Regions from separate parts of the Homo sapiens genome. Here all the other regions are linked to region 4. Evidence: chromatin contacts called from ENCODE Hi-C or POLR2A ChIA-PET data. All regions are on one chromosome and are shown on one strand. The core of a region is the stretch at or near the end of the contact, and the rest is flanking DNA. Distances in the headings are between cores, read along the strand shown. Region 1 has its middle 38 kb from the start of PMAIP1. Region 2 overlaps LOC105372151 (a long non-coding RNA gene). Region 3 overlaps NEDD4L (NEDD4 like E3 ubiquitin protein ligase). Region 4 holds the start of SEC11C (SEC11 homolog C, signal peptidase complex subunit).

What was found. A loop is a pair of places that touch in the nucleus more often than their neighbours do. ChIA-PET counts read pairs that join two places held with the same protein, here RNA polymerase II (POLR2A). Pooled maps may share reads with other maps.
Region 1: a loop to region 4 is called in a pooled map, with 2.9 times the contacts of the local background. The contact joins the enhancer-like site here to the promoter of SEC11C in region 4. A Hi-C loop is called at or near these places in 2 of 50 pooled maps. POLR2A ChIA-PET finds 5 or more read pairs at or near these places in 3 of 52 experiments (CD8-positive, alpha-beta memory T cell, GM12878 and activated CD4-positive, alpha-beta T cell).
Region 2: a pooled map shows a loop between it and region 4 (6-fold over the local background). The contact joins the enhancer-like site here to the promoter of SEC11C in region 4. A Hi-C loop is called at or near these places in 1 of 37 single-sample maps with no recorded cell type and 4 of 50 pooled maps. POLR2A ChIA-PET finds 5 or more read pairs at or near these places in 1 of 52 experiments (activated T-cell).
Region 3: a pooled map shows a loop between it and region 4 (2.1-fold over the local background). The contact joins the enhancer-like site here to the promoter of SEC11C in region 4. A Hi-C loop is called at or near these places in 1 of 37 single-sample maps with no recorded cell type and 2 of 50 pooled maps. POLR2A ChIA-PET finds 5 or more read pairs at or near these places in 2 of 52 experiments (GM10248 and activated B cell).

The regions. Positions count from the first base shown.
Region 1 is chr18:59,859,331-59,863,911 of GRCh38, forward strand. No RefSeq gene overlaps it. Among named protein-coding and RNA genes, the nearest start is that of PMAIP1, 38 kb to the right of the region's middle. Within about 2 kb of position 2,926, at least 2 of the 41 ENCODE cell types and tissues checked have a DNase peak (open chromatin) inside an H3K27ac peak, as active enhancers do; they include GM12878, where a contact is called at or near this core.
Region 2 is chr18:59,950,829-59,955,198 of GRCh38, forward strand. It overlaps LOC105372151 (a long non-coding RNA gene), which reads left to right. Exons shown (of 3, transcript XR_935546.3): 3 at 1-478. Among named protein-coding and RNA genes, the nearest start is that of PMAIP1, 53 kb to the left of the region's middle. RefSeq lists enhancers at 2,403-2,582, 2,593-2,642. Within about 2 kb of position 2,328, at least 4 of the 41 ENCODE cell types and tissues checked have a DNase peak (open chromatin) inside an H3K27ac peak, as active enhancers do.
Region 3 is chr18:58,212,370-58,216,560 of GRCh38, forward strand. The region is part of intron 2 of NEDD4L (NEDD4 like E3 ubiquitin protein ligase); the gene reads left to right. Among named protein-coding and RNA genes, the nearest start is that of NEDD4L, 170 kb to the left of the region's middle. RefSeq lists an enhancer at 64-113. Within about 2 kb of position 1,267, at least 4 of the 41 ENCODE cell types and tissues checked have a DNase peak (open chromatin) inside an H3K27ac peak, as active enhancers do.
Region 4 is chr18:59,138,340-59,142,727 of GRCh38, forward strand. It overlaps SEC11C (SEC11 homolog C, signal peptidase complex subunit), which reads left to right and starts at 1,545. Exons shown (of 6, transcript NM_033280.4): 1 at 1,545-1,696. The coding sequence starts at 1,610. RefSeq lists silencers at 975-1,024, 1,445-1,584 and enhancers at 1,135-1,224, 1,305-1,404, 3,320-3,369, 4,188-4,287.

The DNA of each region.
Region 1 (4,581 bases), core at 1,676-4,175, 720 kb after region 4:
TGCAACCTCTGCCTCCTGGGTTCAAGCCATTCTCCTGCCTCAGCCTCCTGAGTAGCTGGGACTACAAGCGCCGACCACCATGCCCGACTTTTCTATTTTGTTATAGAGATGGGGTTTCGCCATGTTGGCCAGGCTGGTCTTGAACTCCTGACCTCAGGTGATCCGCCTGCCTTGGCCTCACAACGTATTAGGATTACAGGCATGAGCCACCGTGCCTGGCCCAAGATCCCTTCTCTAAAAAAAAAACCAAAAAGCAATAGCTGATTCTGGAGACTGAAGAAGCTGGGAGATGCGGCATCTAAACAGCAACTGGTTTAAATGACATTAACTTTAGGCCCATGTTGTGGGTTGAGTTGTGTCCCATCTGAATGATGGTGAAGGCCTAACCCCCAGCACCTGTGAATTTGACCTTACTTGGAAATAGGGTCTTTGTAGATGATGTTGTTCAGATGAGTCATTAGGGTGAGCCCTAATCCAAAGTGCCTGGTATCCTTATTAAAAGGGGTTCTTTAGACAAAGAGACAGGCACACACAGGGAGAAAAGCCACATGAGGAAGGAGACAGCTGTTGGAGTGATGCTTCTAGAATCCAAGAACACCCAGGATTGCCAGTAAAACACCAGAAGCTAGGCGAGAGGTATGAACAGGTTCTCCCTCACAACTCTCAGAAGGAAACAACCATGCCAGTACCTTGATTTTGGACTTCTAGCCTCCGGAGCTCTGAGACAATGCATTTCTATTACATGAAGCCACCCAACTGTAGCAGCTCTAGCATAAATGAATACAGCCTGGCCCACCTGGAAGCCCTTAGTAGACTTCCTTCCTTTATAAGACAGCACCATCATGATCTATGCCATCTGTCTTCCAGGACAGCTGTGAAAAATAAAGTATTTCTTAAGCATGCATCATTTGAGGCATTGGGATAGTGAATAAGAAAGCATTTAATAAGAATAAAAGAGCAGAGCATAAGATATTACTATTTCCTTTTACCTCAACTGAGCCATAGCAGAGAATGGATGCAAGATGCAGATAAATTTAGAATTAGGAGGCCGAGCATGGTGGCTGACGCCTGTAATCCCAGCAATTTGGGAGGCCAAGGTGGGCGGATCACCTGAGGTCAGGAGTTCAAGGCCAGACTGGCCAACATGGTGAAACCCTGCCTCCACTAAAAATACAAAAATTAGCTGGGTGTGGTGGCACACACTTGTAACCCCAGCTACTCGGGAGGCTGAGGCAGGAGAATCACTTGAACCTGGAAGATGGAGTTTGCAGTGAGCTGAGATTGATTGTACCACTGCACTCCAGCCTGGGCGACAGAGCAAGACTGTTGCAAAAACAAAAAAAACAAAACAAAAGATTAGAATTAGGGGCAAATTCCAGCAAATATTCTTTATAGGACAAGCATTTTCAAAGTACTCCTTGTAACAATGATAATCCCAGGGGCTACCGAGCACATGTTATGTACTAAGTGCTTTATGTACACTATGTGCATGATCTCAACACATACAGCTGCCCAGTGAGGTAAGTGCTGCTCTTATTCCTTCTTTAAGACAAAGGAAATTAGGATTAAGTAGTCTGTGCAAGGCTGCAGGGCTGTGTCATGGTTGAGGCATGATTTGAACCCTTGCCTCTGAGGACATTCTATTAACCTCTGTGAGTCTTGTTTCTCCAGCAGCTTAACAGCTATAGTTAGAAGAAATATGCAGCAGTAGCAATACTCTAAAAGTGGAATTTAAAAAAACAATCTATACACATTGTTATCAGTTCATAAATTAATCAAGGTTCCTGTGACTACACAGAGGGTGACGAGTAAACCCTTCTTCCTAGAAAGAGAGAGTTTTCCTGGATTAAATTATCTACTCTGTTTCAGGAGTGAATCACCCCAGGGTTAGGGATTTGAGGCTGAAGAGAGATAGCAGCTGAACATTTCTGGACTCTGGCAGAGACGGGTAGAAATGAGGTCATTCTAGATTCGAGATTATTTTAGATCTTTCTAGGGGCAGAGCTAAGAGACCAACACTCTTCTCAGGGATTCACTGAGGGAAGACCGAGGCCAGCCATGGGGTCTGATCAAAAGTTCCTTACAGGCCGGGCGCAGTGGCTCACACCTGTAATCCCAGCACTTTGGGAGGCCGAGGCAGGCAGATCACGAGGTCAGGAGTTCAAGACCATCCTGGCTAACACGGTGAAACCCCCTCTCTACCAAAAATACAAAAAAAAAAAAATTAGCCGGGCGCGGTGGCGGGTGCCTGTAGTCCCAGCCACTCGGGAGGCTGAGGCAGGAGAATGGCGTGAACCGGGGAGGCGGAGCTTGCAGTGAGCCGAGATCGTGCCACTGCACTCCAGCCTGGGTGACAGAGCGAGACTCTGTCTCAAAAAAAAAAAATTCCTTACAGTTCTGCGGACTTCTGTTAGCAGCTGAGAGACTAAGGCAGAATTAGGGGGAACAACTGCTATCTCAGACAATTTCCATATACCCTTCCTTTACCTGTCTCAGAAGGACTAACTTTGAATTTCAGTTTGGAAATGCATGATTTTTCCCCTAACTTGACATCAATACTTGATTGTTTCAATTGCTTTTTAGAATTCCAAGGCAGGAGGCAGGCGGGGTGGGCAGCCAGCAGCCTTGTGGGTCACTGGCCTTCAACATGGTGTCAAGGGTCCAATGTCCAGGCTAAGGGGAGATGGCCAACCAAGGACTTTGCTGTCACCCTGTAGGGCTGTGCAGGGACTTTAAGGACAAGAAATTCACCCTCCTCTCCTGAACTTTCCAGCACTGGCTGTTTTACTAGGTCATGCATTGAACTGAGTTTTCCTGACTGCAACCTCATCTTGTGCATCTCTAGCAACTTCGGAAAGGTGGTGTAATGTAAGGAAAGCTCCAAGGGCTTTGGAGACAAACCTGCCTTAACAGGTTAGACAAACCTAACCCCAAGGGCTTAGGAGACAAACCTCACAGCCATGTGCCCCTGCCACTCACAGTTATGTGGTTTTAGGCAAATTGCCTAATTTCTTTTTCTTTTCCTTTCTTTTTTTTTTTTTTTGAGACGGAGTTCTGCTCTGTCGCCCAGGCTAGAGTGCAGTGGCGTGAACTTGGCTCACTGCAAGCTCCGCCTATAAAGTGGTTGGTAAATAGGTTTCCAGGTCCCGCTCAAGCAGAGCCAAGGTCCTAAAGAGGCAGTCATTAGTGAAACAAAAAGAGGGGCCTGGTTATCTTGGAGACCCCACAGACATCTGGCAGAAGTAGTCAAGAAGAAGGTGGGACTTCTCCAGTCCCTGGGGCACATTCAGACTTCTCCAGTGTAATTAGCCTCAGGACCAGGCCTTTCTGGCTGTAATCACAGTGCTTATTGGTGGCTGTGTTTATGTCTCCCCAGACGGTAGACACAAACTTTCATTTGGCAAAAGGCAACCATTACCCCTAAATATACTAGTAAGAGTCTCCTCTTTGCATTGAGAAAGGAGGCATCCCCCACTTAAGCACTCCCTTCCCAGTATCAAAAGGAAAGGGGTCAACAAGTGGTACTCTCCTTTAAAAAGTTTCAGACCTGGACCGGGGCAGTGGTTTAGGTCTCTAATCCCAGCACTTTGGGAGGCTCAGGCAGGAGGATCCCTTGAGCCCAGGAGTTAGAGACCAGCCTTGGTAACAGCAAGATCCCATCTCTACAAAAAATAAAAATTAAGGCCAGGTGTAGTGGCTCATGTCTGTAATACCAGCATTTTGGGAGGCCAAGGCAGATGGATCACTTGAGGTCAGGAGTTCGAGACCAGCCTGGCCAACATGGTGAAACCCCGTCTCTACTAAAAATACAAAAATTAGCCGGGCATGGTAGCACCCACCTGTAGTCCCAGCTACTCCAGAGGCTGAGCCAGGAGAATTGGTTGAACCCAGGAGGTGGAGATTGCAGTGGGCCAGGATTGTGCCAGTGTACTCCAGCATGGGTGACAGAGTGAGACCGTCTCAAAAAAAAAAAAAAAAAAAACCAATCTGGGTGTGGTGGTGTGTGCCTGTAGTCTCTCAGCTACTCAGGAGGCTGAGGTGGGAGGATTGCTCGAGCTGGGAGGTTGAGGCTGCCATGAGCTATGATCACACCACTGCACTCCAGCCTGAGTGACAGAGTGAGACCCTGCCCTCCACCCCCACCCTCCCCCAAAAAAAACCCAAAACCAAAAACCAAAAACCAGAACAACATAAACCTTTCAGACCCACAGAGGATTTTTAGAACAGTGAATATACTGTGTATACTATAATGGTGGATATATGCCATGATACATTTGTTCAAACCGATAGAATACACAACACTAAGAGTGAACCCTCATGTAAGCTACGGTATTTGGGTTTTGATAATGGCATGTGAATTCAGCCATTGTAACAAACGTGTCATGCTGGTGCCCATAGGTGAGGCTGCATAGGTGGGGACAGAGGATGTGTAAAAGATCTTTGTACCTCCCTCTTAATTTTATGTTGAGCTTAAAACTGTTCTAAAAATACAATCTTTTTTTTTTTTTTTTTTTTTTTGAGACGGAGTCTCGCTCCGTCGCCCAGGCTGGAGTGCAGTGGTGGGATCTGCGTTCGCTACCA
Region 2 (4,370 bases), core at 1,078-3,577, 810 kb after region 4:
TGGATCTCCCAGGGGAGGGGCAAAATATCTCTCTTACTGAACTCCACAGAGTGTATTTGCTCTCTAGGTAAAGGTGGGAGGGAAGGGGCCCTAGGATTGTTTGAGATGCAATCTTGAGAGGTTGTGAGATTACACTCATTAAAAAAAATAACTGGCCAGGTGCAGTGGCGCATGCCTGTAATCCCAGTACTTCGGGATACTGAGTTGGATGGGTTGCGTGAGCCTAGGAGAGATCAAGGCTGCAATGAGCCATGCTCACATCACTGCACTCCAGCCTGGGTGACAGAGTGAGACCCTGTCTCAATTAAAATAATGATAATGATAATAATAACAACCTCAGGTGGAACTTGGAAATGGTACCATGAAAGCAAGTATCTTTGAGTTTCTAAGGTAAACACAAAATCTGGCCCTGGAACTCCTAGCAAGCCATGAGATTGGTAACATTGATCCAGGCTCAGACTGATGTTTGTTAGTAAAAAAAAAAAACTCTCTTCCCTTTATTCCTTATTAGTATTATTATTATTTTTTTGGGACAGAGTCTTGTTCTGTCACCCAGGCTAGAGTGCATTGGTGTGATCATGGCTCACTGCAGCCTCAACCTCTTGGGCTCAAGCCATCCTCCCAACTCAGCCTCCCAAATAGCTGGGATCACAGGGGCAAGCCACCACACCCAGCTAATTTTTAAAATATTTGTGTAGACAAATAGTGAGACAGGGGTCTCACTATGTTGTTCAGTTTGGTCTCAAGCTCCTAAACTCAAGTGATCCTACCACCTTGGCCTCCCCAAGTGCTGGGATTACGGGTATGAGCCACCATGCCTGGCCTCCTTATGCTCTTTTAAAACAGGAGTGAATAAAGTCCTGACATGTTCCCAAGCCTAAATTTCCCTCATTATTGATTCTTTTGTTTGAAATGTTTCCAAGATAGTCATCTCTCTAAATTATTTCCTGATTACTCAGACGTGATAAATCATAAAGTCACCTATTTCTTCTAAAGAGATTTGGAGAAGTGTTAAGCGATCAGTTTAAATCCCAAGCAGTGCAACATGAGCTGCTGGATTTGCTAATGATCACTCTAAATAGTGTTTCTTGTAAGCATTGGCAATGAACATGAGAACTCGCTTTATTCATTTTCTCTGATTACAAAGAAGATGAAATTTCACGTAAGTGCACTGTAAGAAGCTGCCCATGTTTCTCCTGTATTCAGATAGTTTCCACAATTCCATTCTCATTCTTAGGGAATCAGTTCTTCCCTTGGTAGATGAAGGTAGTTTCTGTTTAGCGGAGGACTTGGCCCATCTTTCCTTAAGGGATGACAATCTTTGTACCATTGCCACAAGTGAAGGCTTCTAGGACATCTCCATGGATGGAATAAGCCATTGCAGAAGGAAGGACACCTCCTCAGAGAATGGCCTTTGAGGAAGATCCATGGGAAAGAGGGAAAAGGTAAGAAAATGCATATCTACTAGTAACCTTCAGTAACACCAATGGGGTAAACTACAAATCAATTTGAAAGGAATACATTAAAGACTAAATGTTCCAAATCAAATTGGTGCTCAGTTTGTGCACGTAAAAAACTTGTGTGCTAAAGCAGGGAACAGATTTCTGAATATTACTTGCCAATGACAACGTGTACTTGCATTTTTACTCAGTAAATGTTCATTATTGTCAAATGTATCCCCAGGGGCCTTTTAATTTTTAGAAATATAAAAATGAATAAGTCATGGTCTTTGCTAAGATGAGAACACAAATTAGTAAAAGATATTTTAGCAATTTCTTTTCTTTTCTTTTCTTTTTTTTTTTGAGACGGAGTCTCACTCTGTTGCTAGGCTGGAGTGCAGTGGTGCAATCTCAGATCACTGCAACCTCTGCCTCCTGGGTTCAACTGATTCTCCTGCCTCAGTCTCCTGAGTAGCTGGGACTATGGGTGTGCACCACCACGCTCAGCTAATTTTTTGTATTTTTGGTGGAGATGGGGTTTCACCATGCTGGTCAGGATGGTCTTGATCTCTTGACATCGTGATCCACCTGCCTTGGCCTCCCAAAGTGCTCAGATTACAGACGTGAACCACCATGCCCAGCAGTAATTGTTAAAAAAGTGTGGTTTTGGAAATGTGCCAATGTGGAGCAAACACAAATTATACATATGAATTAGATCTAAGGCTTTTAGTGCCCTTACAGTGAAACATTAAGACAAATTTCTCTCTTTTTCTCTCTGTGCAAACTAATATTAATTTGTTAATCTATAATACTCTGATATCAACTGTGTAACAAGATGAGCTCATCTTTATCGACGAAAACATGATGTATTTTTCCATTTTGGTGGTAGCTGACAAAAATGACTAACCTTTAAAGGGTTTATTATGACTCACTGATTTGAGCTGGGTGTATACCAATGAACACTTCACTAAATATTAAGGTAGTTTGAAAAGAAACTTGCTGAAAGACTTAACATCTTTTGCAATAGCTGGTTTACACTCCGTATCTCTACTTTATCCTAGAATGAATATCATACCTGAATCTCCTTTGTAAATATTTACTTGTTCGAGTAAAAGAGAAATAGAAAAAAATTACTTGGCCAGGCGCTGTAGCTCATGCCGGTAATCCCAGCACTCGGAAGGCCAAGACAGGTGAATCATTTGAGGTCAGGTGTTCAAGACCAGCCTGACCAATATGATGAAACCCCATCTCTACTAAAAATACAAAAATTAGCTGGGCGGGGTGGCATGTGCCTGTAATCCCAGCTACTTGGGAGGCTGAAGCAGGATAACTGCTTGAACCCAGGAGACAGAGGTTGCAGTGAGCTGAGATTGCACCATTGAACTTCAGCCTGGGCAACAAGAGTGAAACCCCATCTCAAAAAAAAAAAAAAAAAAGACAAAAAAAAAATTACTCATTCTTTTACTAAGAACAAGGAAGTTTATGACCATAAATCATTTGGTGGCACCAACAGTGACAGACTTCAACTTTTGACGTCAATCTTGAATGTTCAGGTTGGGCTGAGGTGCTGCAAAAACACCATAGGAGCACCAAATCCCCTACGTTAACAAACTCAGGGTGGTATTTGCATGATGAGTTTAGTATTCCACTGCTCAGATGTAGAAATAGAGCCACAGAGAAGTGGAAGCAATCATGAATGTTTTAGATTGAAGACAAGCTCAGAGAAATGATTAAAATTCTGGAGTATTAAGATTCTGTTCTGGCCCCTAGTTCTGTTTTTCCCCTAAATTAGGTCATAGAACATCATTTTGGCCAGAAGGAAAATTCGATTCTTTAGTTTTAAAGCTTAACCCCTACCCCCAAAATGCACAGAAGTCAGATTCTACAACATCAAAACACCATGTGTCAAAGGAAAAACATGTTTAAAAAATTGTTTCCAGATATTATTATTAAATTATTGAATTTAAGGTGCAGTAGAATAGCTGTAGAGCTAAAACATGTAGTATTTAAAAGTAAAATTTAATTTTTATTTGTTCATATTCCAGCCAAAATGGCTGTTAGTAGTAATTTACAGTATATCATAAAAGACTGTATCAAGTGTCAAACTGGAATAGTCACTTATTAGAGTCTAAGGAAAACAAAAGAACTTTGATTATTCAGATTGAATCATGGGATAAAATATTAGCAGCCAGGTCACCTTGATCTCAAGTTATATGAACAGTAGACTAAAGCGATTTGTATTTACTTCCCTTTTCCTCCTCCTGCCTTTTAATATTCAAGACAGACTTGTTTCCAGAGGCTGAATAGAGCTGATGTGTCCAGGGAGTTTTAGACAAGCTCAAGGGGAATTGTGAGCCATGAAAAAATCAGAAGGAGGGCCACTTGCCATTCTCATCTCATTTTAATCATGTTATTGTTCCAAGGATATACACCAAATTTTCAAGACTGTTATTCACCTATTTTTAAAACTATTTTGTAGCTTCTATGCATAGCTCTGGCATCATGCATAGATAAAAACTTAACTATGCAATCCTGCTGGATGAGACCTTCCTGAAGACACACATTCCTTACTCTTTTGTGTTACCATTAAGGCCAATGTGGACAAATTTCCAAAGTGTTCTACAACTGTCTTTTCAGACTGTACTCAAATAGGTCAGAAAGACAAAATTCTTTAATGATGACACTTGTTCCCTGCTTTGATGACAGGAAGTACCGATGCCAAGCAAATAACCACATCTGTACTGTAAGCCTACATTTCATTTAGTGTTTTGAGAAACATAGCATATGTGATTCAGAGTAAAGGCATTTATTATGACACTTCGTCATAGAGAGCTTACCTTGGCAATTTCTGCTGTTTAAAAAAGTGCATTCAGCTTTTAACCCATGGAATTCTGATAGCTCCGATTTTGCCTGTACTAAAATTACTTTCGC
Region 3 (4,191 bases), core at 17-2,516, 930 kb before region 4:
AGGACTCACGATCACGGGTGAAGGTGAATGAGGAGCAAAGTCCCATCTTACATGGTGGCAGGCAACAGAGTGTATGCAGGGGAACTCCCCTTTATAACCATCAGATCACATGAGATGTAATTCACTATCATGAGAACGGCATGGGAAAAACCTGCATCTGTGATTCAGTTACCTCCCACCGGGTCCCTCCCGTGACACGTGGGGATTATTACAGTTCAAGGTGAGATTTGCATGGGGACACAGAGCTAAACCATATCAGCTACCATGCCTAGCCAATTTTTTGTGGAGACGAGGTTTCACCATATTGCTCAGGCTGGTCTAGAACTCCTGTTCTCAAGTGATCTGCCCACCTCAGCCTCCCAAAGTGCTGGGATTAACAGGCATGATCCACCATACCTAGCCTGAATATATATTTTTAAACTTTTCTGTGGCAAAAGATACGTGATTAAGTCATAGATCAAGAAGGGATATTTGAAACAGACATGGGGTTACTATCTATAACAAAAAACTTACAAATTGTTAAGAAAACCACAGAGGAAAAATGGACAAAGAATGTTAATATAGAATACACAGATAACAAATGCAGACAGCTAGCTGGCAAACCTATGAAAAATAGTTCATTTTTGCTAGGGAAATGCAGATTAAACAATGAGACGTTACTTTAAACCCATCAGATTGGTAAAAATAGAGAAAAATAACACTTTTTGATAGCAAGGCTGTAATAGAAGTGGCAAGTGGTATTATTTCTCATAATACTGATGGAAATGTGAATTATGGGCAGTTGGGAAATTGAAAAGCAGATGGGCAATGTATATTAAAATAAAAAACTATCATACCTTTCTTCTAAGCAACCTTTGTCCTCGGTTATTTGTCTTTTAGAAATAAAAAATGTGTGCAAAGTCATATGTATAAGGATATTTATTGTACCATTATAGTGGCAAAATACTGAAAATATGAAAACCCATCAGTTGAAAAACGGCCAATTTATGGACTGTTTGTACCATGTAATATTATGAGAGAACTAGAGCTGTATGAGAGTTGGCTGTGGAGGAATTTCTATGAGAACTTGATGAATGAGAAGCAATGTGTAGAAAAATGTATAATATCCAGTTCTAAAAGACGCATTCCTCCTGTGCCCATATGTGTAAATGTGTGAGTGTGGAGAACAAGATGAAAATGCTCATTCTGTATGTTAAGCAGGGAGTGGGGTGGAGGTTAATGTGGAATGGTGGGAGAGTGGGGTGGCAGGGATTTCCAAGTCACTCACCAGTGATGAGTGTTAACCACATCCCCATTTTTTTCCTATGAAGGAAGCTGCAATGCTGTGGTTTGAGGTTAAACATGCTGGCTCCTTCTCTTAGGTCTTGATTTGGTTTTTGTTGTTGTTGTTTTTTTTTTAATTCTAGTCTGTTCTTGTTTTGCTGTGCTGATATCCTCTTAGATTTTACGAGCATATTAATTGTGAGTATTTAACATTCTTCTTTGGTTTATTCTGAGACCCCGTTTGCCTGCCCTTTGGCATCATTGGCAGTTTTTGGTGGTCTACTGGTCTTCCTGTTTGTGCCTCTCGTTTGCCCCTTTTTCACTGGAATGTGCCAGGTTGAAGCAATATGTAGGGCCCGGTGGGATGGGCCAGGAGGTGGCCTTTCAGATGTGGCTCCTGCATGGCCCTGCTTGCTCTCTTGAGCTGCCTGCACTTCAGTCTTAGGACCACATTCCTGCTTTGGCCTACATGAAGTGCAAGGTAGCAGTGGGAAAAGCAGAGAGGAAATGAAGCTTCCTGATAAATCACCTGATCGCTGCCCCAGGGTTAGTCACTCTAGCCCCCTTGGATCTCTTGACTCCATCTCTTGATTTGTTTCTTTTGAATTTCTGGCATCTGGAGAATACTTGTACAGCAGCAGTCCCCTGGTTTTGTTTTTCTTTCAACCCAAGCCCATCCCATATCTGTTCATGTGATGATACTGTGTCTTATTTTCCCAAGATTCTTATGACTGTGATATTTAGTCTGAATCAGAGAAAGAGAGAGATAGAAATGTACACTCAGAGGGCCACTTGGATGGAAACTTCTGTTGATCTCTCCAAGCCTTAGTGGGATCATCTGTAGAGCAGGGATAATAACAGCGCCTATCTGTTACTGTTAGGGTTACTGCAAAGATTAAAATAGGTGGTGCTCTTAAAAGACTTAGAACAGTGCTGTCATATAGTAAGGATTCCATAAACATTAGCTGCTCGGTTTGTGTGTGTGTGTGTGTGTGTGTGTGTGTGTGTGTGTTTTGTTGTTGTTGTTGTTTTAAACGGGATCATGCTGGAAATGATAGATTGCAACAGAGCTTTGGGGTTTTTTCTCTAATTAATAGATCTAGGATGTTTTCTGAGGTGTGTCATGTTTTTAAAACTCTGTGGTATTTCTGTTTCTTTCTTTCTTTCATTTTTTTTTTTTTTTTTGTTGTTGTTGTTGAGACAGAGTCTCACTGTGTCACCCAGGCTGGAGTGCAGCGATGCCATCTCAGCTCACTGCAACCTCTGCCTCCCAGGTTCAAGTGATTCTCCTTCCTCAGCCTCCCGAGTAGCTGGGACTATAGGCATGCACCACCATGCCTGGCTAATTTTTGTATTTTTAGTAGAGACAGGGTTTCACCATGTTGGCCAGGCTGGTCTTGAACTCCTGACCTCAAGTGATCCGTCTGCCTTGGCTTCCCAAAGTGCTAGGATTACAGGCGTGAGCCACCATACCCAGCCTGGTGTTTCGTGATATATCTATGTGTGAGGGTTTCTGTAGTTAAGTTCCCATAGTTGAATTCCTGGTTCAAAGGACAAGAACATTTACAATGTTCATAGACGTTGGGAAATTGCCTTCTGTAGTACTGCACTAGTTTCCACTGGCTGTAGTGGTTGATGAGAGTACCAGTTTTTCCCTAGTTCAATATTAACCCATTTTATCAGTCTTTTCATCTTCGACATTATGGAAGGTAAAAACATCTCATTTTATGTCTTCAGTCAGTGATGCCAAGTATCTCTTCGTGTATTTATATTTCCATTTTTATCCAGTGCCAACTCACATCCTTCTGTCAATTTTTCCTTTGACCTATTAATTTTTCATTGATAAGAATTCTTTGTAAAATGGGCAGTTTAACTCCCCATCTGTCATATGTTTTTTCTCATTTGATTTATTGTATATCTTGTATAGCACCTTTTAATTTTAACATTGTGTTTTTAAGTGTCTTTTCTTTGTTGACTTGGAAAGCTAACAACTACTTACAGCATAATTTCCTTCTGTTAAAAACAAGAAGGAATTTCCCCACTCTAATTGTGAAAATTATACATTTTTCTAAGTCTGAAAAAAAATAGAGGAAAAAACAGAAAAAACAACAGAAAGAACATCAGTCACTCTTAATATTTTGGCATTTTCCTTTTAGTTGTTTTTTAGGAGAGAATGTATATTTATACTTCGCATCATAACATAGATATAGTCTATTTTGGTGATTTATTCCAATATGTAATATATGTTTCTGAATGTACAATATCCTATTTATCATATCTGTTAAGTTTGTTTCCAGTTTTTCATTTAAGAGAGAAAGGTACTGGGAATATCTTTGTGCAAAACAAGAATTTTTTTTTTTTTTTAGTCAGATTCTGTTCCTATGATACCTCCCTGGAAATGGGATTCCTAAATTAAAGAATATTAGGATTTAAATACTTTTGGTATAGATTACCAATTTGCTTTCCTAACGTGTGGTACTAGTTTATGTTGCAATCAGCACAAAGACTCACTGTGCCATTTATCATCAGCAGAGAAGAGAGCAGCCCTGAAGATTTGGGGGAGGAGTGTTCGTAGAGAGGCACGTGAAAGTGAGTTTGAGAGGTTTGAGAAGTAGCCAGGTCAGTGGGGCTGGGGAAGGGAGAGAGTTCATGGGGGAGGGCTGGAGATGAAGGTAAAGGAGCCATGGTTCTTTAGGGCTGTGTGGGTGCTGGGGAATTTGCATTTCCTGCTTAAGGTTGTAGTAAGTCAGCCTGGAGAGTTGCAAGAAAGGAGTGGCTTGGTGTGATTTATTGTAGCAAGTGAGAGTGACCCAGAGGCCAGTTAGGAGGCTGTTGCAGAGGCCTGAGTGAGAGAGGATGGTTTAAACACCAAAATGGTAACATTCAGAATGGAGAGGAGGAGATGGTGGGAGATTAAATTTGGGGATG
Region 4 (4,388 bases), core at 295-2,794:
CACAGACTAGCTTCTGGATCTGTACATTTCAAACCTTGTTTTTCCTCTCCATCCACTTATTTCCAAGGTCAAGTGCTGCAGAACACTTTCATATCAGATGCCACTTCCAGTGGGACTTCCTGCCACGGTGCCAGGTGAGTTGGCCCAGTGGATGGCAGTATTCCCAGAAGCCATTTTTTACACGAGGATGGCAGGAAAGACCATGAACCACATAAATAAATTCACTAAACTCAAACCAAATGTATCTCCAACTCGTTTCCTCCTTAGCTGGATCCCCAAAATTCTCCTTGTCCCTCCAACAGGAGGGGAAATGTAATGGAGGTGAAGTTGGAATGCAAAGAAACAGAACTCTTAACCAATAGCAATTGCAATATCTTGCTTTTGAAAGTTTTACACATTCTATGGTTAAGTTTCTCCCACACCTTGGAAAAACACCTTTGCAATTGAAGGGTCCCAGAACTTACCTTTCATTAGCTTCATGGTAAGTCAGCTTCTGGTATATTTTAAATTGCAACCTGATCCTTTCCCCCAGACCTCCCCATTCAACTTATCTGCTTTTCCTGTTGTCATAGCACCTCCATCCTTTAGGTACCGTATAAATTATCCATTATGTCTGCCTTCGGTAGAATATAAGCTTCATGAGGGCAAGAATCTTTGCTTGTTTTGTTAACTGATGTTTCTCAAGTGCCTAGAACAAGGCCAGGTGCATGGTAGGTGCTCCATAAAGATTTGTGGATAAATAAATACAATAAAGAATGCATAATGCATACACGAGTGAGTGAATGAACCAAAGGTAATCTAGGATCAGAACTGTGATGATCTAGGACTTCTAAATTTAAAACTTTGAGTTATATTCCACTCATTTCCACTTAACCTTGGCCATGTCAATGAACCTTTCTGGGCCTTTGCTTTCTCGTGTATGAAATTAGGTGGTTATGTATTCATTTAATTAATATCTATTGCAACCCAATTATGGTCAAGGCATTCAAAGATACTTCCTTGCATACAAGTGGTACCACTCAAAATGCAGAATTCAGCGGCCTCAAAAGTCCCGCCTCTTCCAAGCCCCGCCCACCGCAGTCCATCTTTAGGCCCCGCCCCAATTCGGCTCAGCCCGCCCCAGCGTAGAGGCACCACCTTTCCTCGCTGCAGTCATCCAATAGCCAAGATACACGGCTAGGTGATTTGCGAGCGGGAGTTAGGTGTCCTCTTGGCGCCTGACCAGAGTCGGGAAATTCAGCTCCTCTTGAGTAGTCCCTTCCCCGAGTTGCCCCCCGAGGTATGCGGGGTCACTCGCTGCTCGATGTTCCCTCCGAAGGGTCGGACAAGGCTCCGGAGCCCTGTAGCTGCCCTCCCTAGGAGCCCCGGGTCTTCACTGGCCGAGGTGCCCACCCCGCAGCATTCTGGGAGTGGTAGTTTTCTTCCTTCAGGTTCATTCCTGGCTGGCCAGTGCCCAAGACTGGCGAGACTACGATTCCCAGACGCCCAAGCGAGTCGCCGGTCACGTGGCCGCAAGGACGCTGGGCCGGTGGGCGGGGGCCGGCAGGTGCTCCGCAGCCGTCTGTGCCACCCAGAGCCGGCGGGCCGCTAGGTCCCCGGAGACCCTGCTATGGTGCGTGCGGGCGCCGTGGGGGCTCATCTCCCCGCGTCCGGCTTGGATATCTTCGGGGACCTGAAGAAGATGAACAAGCGCCAGGTGACGGAGGAGGGTGGTGAGCGCGCCGTGGCCGGGACCGCCTGTGCTAGCGGGGAGTCGGGGCTTCCCAGTCAGGGCTCCGGCTCCCAGTGAATGCGGCCGGGCGGCCACCCGAAGCTCCCGCGCTGGGCTCTCAGGCCCTGGGTTCTACGCCTACGTGTGGGCATGGGTGTGCACTTCCTTGCCCTGACAAGAGCACAATTAGGGGAGGGTGCAGGAAAGGGGAGAATAGAAACCCCGTGCCATGGAATGTCAAATGTGGTTGAGAATGCCACAGCCACGCTTGTGGGAGAGATGACTCGGTGAACGACAGCTCTCTGAGCGTATTTGAAGGGCCACCCGGTGAAGAGGGAACCGATTTCTCTGTGGGGCTTCAGAGGCCTGACTGCCGGCAGGTGGAAGAGGCAGAAAGGCAGGCGAGAGGGAAGAACTTTCCTACAACGGGAGCTGTCCAGCGATGCCTCCCAAAGCAGTTTCTTCCCAGCCTGGGCAGTTGTTTTTCCCCTGACCGTGGGTCGGGACTAAATAATGCTCCTTGTGCCTAGAGAGCTCACAAGCTGTGCGCAATCATTGTGGACTCAACCAGTGTTCCCAGCGAGATTCCAGAAGCCTTCTCTAACTTCTGAGATGGCTGCACTCTGAATATAGGAGGCAGTGTAGGGTCTTTGGGCAGCTGGGGTGGTTGAATTCCCTCTCCTTTGTGAGAGGACCTCAGAGGAAAACGTTCCTCTTGCTCTCTTTTTAGCCACTTATTGGCCATCATCACTGTCTTTGGGGCCTTATCTCTTCACTATAAGGTTAAGAGTGAGTAGGGATTGGAAAGGAAGCCCTCTCAGTCAGGAAAAATACGACTATGTAGGCTTCTAGGTAGAGAATTTGGGGGACCTGTAGGACCTGAATATCACGGTGGATACTAATGCCACTATTGCTACTAATAAATTGTGCTAAGAAAAATGGGACCTTCCAACCAGGGAGTTTTGATTGTCTTTGAAAATGGTATTAATCCTCATTATTTTGATGGCATCCAGTTTCATTTGCTCCATCATGTTGAGATGTGGGGTGGTGCCCATGGGAGGTCACAGCTTACTCCTTTAGGCATACGTGTTTTTCCCCTCTCACTCTCCTCCCCCTTCCCCAAGTAGAATTTCAGACTAGTGCAGTAGTGTGGGAAAGTTTGATAATTTCTATTTCATCAACCGTGTTTAGGATGTGGTAGTGTCTAGGTGTGCAAAGCTGATGACTCCTGTTTCTGGAAGATGAGTTGTAGTAGAGATTATCACCAGCTTAAAAAAGTAACTGCTAATGTCCTGAGCATTGATGCTGTTCACAAGAATATCCTCCAGGAAGCAGAGCTTTGTTTAAAAATCTAGACTTAATGGCTGGGTTTTTAAAGTGTCTCTAAAATTGGTACTGATTACTGATGGCTATAATTGCAGACTGTCAGAAAAGGCCCTCTGATGAGTGTATTGATCCCTAAACCAGTTTGCCCTTTGAAAGATCAGTGTGTTTTTGCTCTCAGCGATAAGGCCTGCCAGTAGCTGGCTGTATTGCCTGTTTTGCTAGTCTTCTAATTAAAATTCAGCAAGCTCAAATCTACTGCTTCTTGGTACTTTTTAAAAAAGCTTTGTCTTTTTTTTTTTTTCTCTTCTTCCCTCCAAAATAGCATCTTATGACACTTTGTCAGGCCTGCATGCTCCACCAGTCTTGAAAGCAGGACCTTCTTTCTCTGCTGCCCCTGCTTACTATTAAAGCAGGACCCACATGCAACACAAGGGCTCTTTGTTTCTGCAGTGAGGAAGAGAGGAAGAAATACAGCTACTGGCAGTGCTGCTGCTGTCAGCCAGAATATTTGATCTGAAATGTTTGCTTAAAACTCTTAGACATTGGCTGTTTCATCATTGGTTGACAATGACTGAGTATGGACTTAGTTCTACACTCTGCTGTGAGCATTAAGTGCTGAGCATACAAAGTTGGTAGGCAAAGGTGAACAACAACAAAAGCACCTGTGAAACATGGTGGTGGTTTTTTTTTTCCAGACCGCAGTCAGCTTGTCAGTAGTTCAATCAAAATTACTTTTCTGGATTCCAGGATTTTATGCCTAGAATCTGATTCGTAGGTTTCTTAAAGTTAAGGTGTTAAAAGTGTGATCTGTGGTTTCTTAGTTTGATTTTTATATTTTTGTGTATTTGGACATTTCCTTAGCAGGTAGATGGCTTGCTCAAAGGAAGTTTTTTTGAGGAATTGATTTTGCTTTCCCTTAATGAACTTTTCAAGCATGGGAAATTATACTGGAAAATATATTCTTGGTACAAGTTCTTTACTGGCTAAGTGGCAAGATTTTATCGGGGTGGAGCCAGATGACTTGAAAACTTGTCTGAAAACGGCAATCGTTGTTTAAAACCATGGTTTGGGGCTTTCCTCATCAGATCTGTAATTCATAATGAAACAGCGGTTATTTATCAAATCCTTTAAGTCAGGCAGAGCCGGTGGGGAGGTTTTTGAATGTAAATTCCAGTGAACAGCTTCTGCTTTAGAGTGACGTGACTTGTAAGGCTGATTTTACTTTAGAAGCAGTGTTTTGTTGTTGTTGTTGGAATCTCAATATTTATTGAATGAAGACATGAATGTTTTATCTCTTCTAACGGCTCACTTCTTTGCATTCTTAAGTATTTGCTTTGTGATCTTTGATTTT